Linked DNA regions of Mus musculus: region 1 is linked to region 2. Evidence: chromatin contacts called from ENCODE POLR2A ChIA-PET data. All regions are on one chromosome and are shown on one strand. The core of a region is the stretch at or near the end of the contact, and the rest is flanking DNA. Distances in the headings are between cores, read along the strand shown.

Region 1 (3,312 bases), core at 707-3,206, 300 kb before region 2:
CAAAATGGCGCTGAGAATAAAAATATAATTTAAAGGCAGGTCGCCATATTGTAAACACAGAGGCAGAGAAGTGGTCTTGAGAGACACCATTCATGATTTCCTGCACCATCGTAAGCACCCGCTCTCCTGAGTCAGGACCAGGGTTAACTGGGTGGCCGAGGCTCCGCGCATTAAGCCCAAGGAGAGCCCAGCCAGGCAGGAGCCCTAAGGGCGGCGGGCGCGCGCGGCCGCCAAGCGGCACTGGACCTGGAGCTCCTCCCCTTCCTCCCCCGCCGCCGCCGCCGCCGCCGCCGCCGGCCGCACTCGGCCGCTCAGTCCCGGCTCCCAACCTACAACCAATCTCAGATGGGGCTCACCTCACTCCTCCCAACCCCCATCCCGGGGTCAAGACACGCCGCTGCTCCTTCCCGCAAATTGGCCGGATCCCGGCAAATACCAAGGGCGCAGAGGCGCTCGCCCCAGCGACTAGAGAGTCGGCTAGCGGCTGCAAGCTCCCGTTATTTCTACAGGCCTGGTGAAGGAATGTGCTGAGTAGGGTCTGCCAAGGGGCTCCAAAGGGGTCCCCAGCCCTTACCAGCACTGGAGGTGGAAGGCGGCAGGGCAGTGATCGCAGCACAAGAGATCCCCACCTTCCTTGCAGCTATCGCAGCTGTCGTGGTTGGTGGCCCTGCCGCTTCTCCGGGACTCCTTCTCGGGCTTCCGACTCCGCTTTTCTGCCTCGTCCGTCTTGGGGGGAGCCAGCAGAGCTTGGATTTGCTGCACACACATACAGACGGCATGTGTGCACATTCGGAGCTCCCGGGTAGCCCGTAGTCCCACCGGCGCCGCTTCTCCGTCACCCACCCCTCTTCCCCCTTTTGTCCTTCTTCCTCCCATCCAGGCTGCTTCCAGAACCTCTCGGTCCCCGGAATCAAGGGGAGCCCACCCTAACTGCGTTCCTGCAGCACAACAAGAAAAGCTCCTTCCAAATGGGGAGGACCAGGGTAGGGGGATGGGGAGAGGGTGCGCGGTTCTCTTCTTGCCACTTCCTTGTATGGACAGTGGGGGACTCCAAAGCCCGGCTCGGGAGAGGCCCGAAGCTTGGTACCCGGACGTGCAGGGGGAAGCACAAAGGGGCCGACAAGAAGGGGGTGGGGAGGCCTGCCGGTGCAATGAAATGGAGTGGGCTGAAGCCTCAGGGAGCGAATCGAGGGCGGCTGGTAGGTGAAACTGCTGCAGACGTCCTCGGAAGCTAAGCTCAGTCCCCCAAATTGCAAAGAGGGGAGGAAGAGACTGGGTGAGGAAGAACAACCCCCCCTTTTCCCGGCCCTCTGGCGCTTCGAGCTTAGGGCCGGCTTTGTGGGGCGGAGGTACCCTCCTGGCACTGGGGGGAAAAGGATGAGGGCCACTCTTACCTCCATCAGCCCCCCCGACGTGTCCAAGTCGTACACGATCGTCTTGGTCTCCATTTTCTCCCACATTCATCCACCTCTCGGGCTGGGCGCTCTCTGCTCCGGCCCCCCCAGCCCCGGGGGGAGGGGGGAGGAGGGGAAGGGGGCACCTCTGACCCCCGGTCCCCTTCTCTCTTCCCAACACAGGTTCCGACTTCCTCGCCCTGGCTCCCCCCCACCCCCCGGCCCCCAGTCCCTGGGACGGCAGCGTCCTCCCCACGGGCCGCGAGAGGGGAGCAACCCCTCAGCCCCGGCCCAGCGGCTGGCTGCACAGTGGATCCCGGCTCCGGGGGTCAGGCCTCGGCGGGGGCCTAGGCCCACAGGCTAAAGCTGGCGCTGGCGACCGCTGGTCCGGCCGGGAAGGCTAGCGGGCGCTGCCATCCCGGGCTTGGGGGACCGGAGGGGGGGGTGAGAGGTTAGGTGAGGTTGTGGTTCGTGAGGTGACTCTGGGGAGGATGATGGGGGGTGGTCCCCGGGCTCCGCCTCTCGCCGCCGCTGCCGTCTGCGTCCCGGCTGCCGCGCACTTGGCGCAAACTTACCGCGAGCGCCCGCAAAGCCACCCGCGCAGGCGCCCCGGGATCGCCGCTCGCCGCGCGCAACCGCAGTGACAGCCGGCGGCCTGGCTCCCGCGCAGCCGCGGTGATGGGGTACCCCCCGGCGCGCAGCCGCGCTGGCATTCGCCCGGAGCCCAGAAGCCCCGCCTCTCCGCCGTGCGCCGGCGTACTGCGATTGGAGGGCGGAACCTGAGGCCTCGCTTAGGCGCCTGGGAAAGCGCGTAGGGGTCACGGCGCAGCCGCAGGAACTGGAAGACGCATCACCCATTGGTGTTTGTGTGCGGACCACGGGCTCTGGTCCCGCGCAGGCGTGTTGGGTCGCCACCCTCCCGTCCCCTCACACAGCCGCCTCACGCGCAGGCGCGTTGTACCTGGAGGCCTGCACAAAAAAAAAAAAAAAAAAAAAAAGCTTCTCCTTTCGCCATTTTGGTAATGAGATTTGGGGCTACCATGCCCTTGGAGTCCTCAGTCACGACCAAGGAGGAGCGTGGGATGCTGTATGGAGCTGGTAGCTTTCGGCTGCAGCAGTACCCATATGGATGGTGTAGTGGACTGTTTGTCTCCAGTGTCAGGTGTGTCTGGACTAGGCCGCCATATTGGTAAAGAGGGAAAAAAAAAGCATTGCGACAAAAAAAAAAAAAAAAAAAGACGCTTTTGGTGGCAGATCGGATGACTGCTCTTTCCACTTCATTTCCACTCTCAGCACCTAATTTTAGCACGAGCATTGCTGCCTTGGGTCCCGATGGAACCCAAGATATTTCAAGCTGTTCTTACCCTCTCTTAACCACTGTCCCTGTGAACTACTCCGAAAGAGGAAGTCAAAAGCCCAAACAGTCCGTAATCCTGACAACGCCCAGCTACCTGCCTACAGCTGACTTCAATCCCCATCTTGCAACGCGCAGAGTTCAAAGGGTGAACGGGACCGCTTTGCACTCTGGTAGTTAGACTCGCGATGGATCTGATGGATTGTGGGAGTTGTAGTTCAGCCTTCAGGCGCTGCACTGGACCATAGGATGTACACGAAGAAAAGCCTGCCGGGAAAGGATACTTTTGAGAGCTGCCGTATTGCACACTGGGGTTTGTAGTTTGAGCCCCTCACCTCGCATTCTGAGCAGAGAGACATACCTCTCTTTGGGTGTGCGCTGTTATGCCCTTGTTATCACTTTCCAATATGGACAGATACTCTGCCTAATTGCGAATGAATGAACCCCACTAGGCATTAATTAACACTGGTGACATGCAGCTATGTCCTGCCGTTTCTTTCTTTCGTTTGTTCGTTCTGTTAAGACAGTCTTACTCCGCAGCCCTAGAACTTGTTATGTAGACTA
Region 2 (3,081 bases), core at 69-2,568:
ACCGGGTTACACAACCCCGGCGCGGCGCGGCGCGGAGGGGGAGGGGCGGCGGGCGGCGGCCGCCCGCAGTGCGGGGGGGACCCGGAAAAGGGCCGCAGAGGGTCCCGGGGCAGCCGGGCCGGCGTGCCGTGTGGCCTTCGGCACCCTTCCCCCTCCGCTCCTCCGCCGGCCGGAGTCGGTGACAGGAATCAGCTTCCAACATGGCGGACAGGAAGCGGCCCCGCGAGGAGGAGAGAACATTCCAGCCTCGCCGGCTCCGAGGCGAGCGGGCCAGGGGCGCCGGCCTGCGGAGAAGCCCTCGCGGACAGACAACGGGGTCCGGACGCGCAAGACGGGCGTTTAGGGGTGGAAATGACCCGAGGGACGATAGGGTCCCCCACACACCCAGACGGCAAACCCCAAGGCCACAGGTGGGCTCGGGGCGGCGGGTGAGCGAGGACGCTTCCTCAACTTAGCCCTCAGCCCCGCTCGTCGCCGCCTGCAAGCGGCTCTCGCGACACCACCCGCATCAGGATGGATTCACTAGGCCTGAATTACATACACCTCGGGGGAATTTTTTATTTTATTTTTTTAGGGCGGCTGAGTTTCACCCCCTTCTTAGGGGCCCCCACATTCAGGCAACTCCAGGGCCCGCACTAGAGGGGAAAAAGAAGATGAAGGCTGGACTTCCAAGGCCGAGGGCACAGCTCTGCCTCCGGCCGGCCGGGGCGGGGACCGAGGAAGGTCACGCCGGCCTGGCTGGGCCTCTCCCATGCTAAAGGGAAGGAGAGGGCGCTGCAATCCCCACCTCGCGGCCCGGCCCGCGCCCGGGAAGAATGGAAGGGGGCATCCCCGGCCCGGCGGGACGCACACCCGGACCGGGTCCGCGCTTTTCCCATCTAGCCCCACCCCCATCGCTTCCCCCCCCTCCAATCCAGTCCCCCTTCCCCCACCGCCCTCCCTCTCAGACCTGTTTTCTTCTTCGGCGTTTCCTGGTGCTGCTGGAGGGTGTGTTTCTGCTCATGTTTCAGCGGCTTGGGCTGGGCCTTGGGGCTGCCCTCGGCTCCATGCTGCAGGTATTGGTGAGGCTGCTGGTGATGGTGGTGGTGGTGGTGGTTGTGGCTGTGGTTGTAGAAATAATAATGGTGGTGGTGGTGCGACTGCTGCTGCTGCTGCTGCTGGGGATGATGGTGCGGATGGTGGTGGCTGTGATGGTGCTGAGGCTGTGGCTGGCCGGGCTTCTCCTCCATTGAAAGCGGCTGGGACTCCCTGGCTGAGGCTGCGGGCTGCTGCACCGTCAGGATCTGAGACTGCTTCTCCGCGCTCGCTCGGTATATCTGAGCGCGTCTCGCCAGCGCACTGGTTAAGCGAGAGGATCTGCGAGATTGGCAGCCGTGCTCCAGCAATGAGGAGCCACGCTGCGCGTCAAGCCCCGCCCCTAGCTCAAATCCTCTTCCCTTCCCCTTCGCCACCGCCGCCTGGCCAACGCCACTTACCCTATGCAACCTCACAGGGCCGGGCCTTCAACGTCAGCATTATGGCTCTCTCTTCTATCGCTTTCTCTCCTTCACCACGCAGTTAGCGAACAGCACTTTCTACACTCCTCACACCGAGCAAGCTGATGTCGAGTGTAGCAGATTCCACTGACGATTCTACTGGCGCTAGGAGCCATCTGTTGGTTTTGCACCTCCTAGAATGTGTTGGGTTGTGAGTGTGTGTGTGTGTGTGTGTGTGTGTGTGTGTTTAATTCTTTTCCGGGTAGCCAGAGAGGAAAGCTCAATTTCCTTAACCCTTAAACCACGAAGGGGGCAATTCAAAAAAGAGGAAATAAATACATTTTTAAGAATACAAGAGCTTCACAACTCGATAGATCGTTTTCGTATTCTGGATTCATTTTGCTTTGTATTCATATGCTAATCTCTTCCTTTCCACGGAGGGATTATAGGGTTCCACAATAGGGTATCTGTGTAATTTTCTAAAAGGGGACAAAGGGCTTAAATCATTGTTTCTTTGTAGTTGAAAGCAAGAGAGAGGGAGGAATGAAAAAAATCTACACTGAAGTTTTTTGGGTGTTTTTGTTGTTTTTTTAATCAAACACTGCAGGTGAGGTCAACTATGGAACCAAAATAGATTTTAGACTAAGACTTTCAAAAGTGAAATAAAGGAGAAAGGAACCCTTTAAAAGTTCTTAAGGTTTGGGTTTTTAAAACATTTTTGTATTAAATTTAAGGAAAACATTGAAATGTAAAGGTGTATTTGCAATTTATGCTGTTAATTTAACCTGTTATGATAGGAAGAAGGTTGTGATAAGCACAGACACGGGGTACCCTCGAAATATATATTTGGGGGACTTGGCTAGGAGTTTTGTTTGTTTTGGACTGGTTTGTTTTTGAAACAGACTATGTAAACCTGATTGGCTTGGAACTACCTAAGTAGAAGTGTCTGGCCAACTAAGAGATTCCCCCTGTTTCTGCCTCATGAATGCTGGGATTAAAGTCCTACACACACCAGCATACCCCAGCCAATGTGCTATTGCTATTACATGAATAATTGCTTTAAAATTCATTAAATTAGATATACATTTGTCTATGTATTATAAGGGATTTTTTTTTTTTTTGGTACAGCCCTGGCTGTCCTGGAACTCACTCCTGTAGACCAGGCTGGCCTCTGCCTTCCAAGTGCTGGGATTAAAGGCATGCCCCACCATCACTGCCCTCCCCCCAAGGGAAAATTTAAATGTAAAGTTTACCATCTTACTTTGTATTTGTTTTGTTGTTTTGTCTTTGTTTGTTTGTTTGTTTGTTTGTTTTTGATCTTCCTCTGTATCTCTGACTGGCCTGTTATTCACTATGTAGCCCAGGCTAGCTTCAAATTGTTTCAGTCCCCCTCACAAATACTGTCATTGCAGGCACTAGAACCTATATCTCTTGAAACCCCATACCTTTTCAATGATAAAGCCCTTAAGGCTGGAGGAATAGGTCAGCTGTTAAAAGCAGCGTTTTCTGCTCTTGCAAAGGACCAGAGTTCAATGCTGAGCACTCACACAGCAGCAGCATGATCATCCATAGCTCTAGTTCTGGGGGCCCAACTTCCCTTCTGAAG

Evidence for each region. ChIA-PET counts read pairs that join two places held with the same protein, here RNA polymerase II (POLR2A).
Region 1: POLR2A ChIA-PET joins it to region 2 with 18 read pairs in Patski. The contact joins the promoter of Phf12 here to the promoter of Nufip2 in region 2. POLR2A ChIA-PET finds 5 or more read pairs at or near these places in 4 of 5 experiments (Patski and embryonic stem cell).

The regions. Positions count from the first base shown.
Region 1 is chr11:77,981,460-77,984,771 of GRCm38, reverse strand. Phf12 (PHD finger protein 12) reads right to left here and starts at 1,956. Exons shown (of 15, transcript NM_174852.3): 1 at 1,395-1,956; 2 at 575-756. The coding sequence starts at 1,460.
Region 2 is chr11:77,684,376-77,687,456 of GRCm38, reverse strand. Nufip2 (nuclear fragile X mental retardation protein interacting protein 2) reads right to left here and starts at 1,318. Exons shown (of 4, transcript NM_001024205.2): 1 at 950-1,318. The coding sequence starts at 1,229.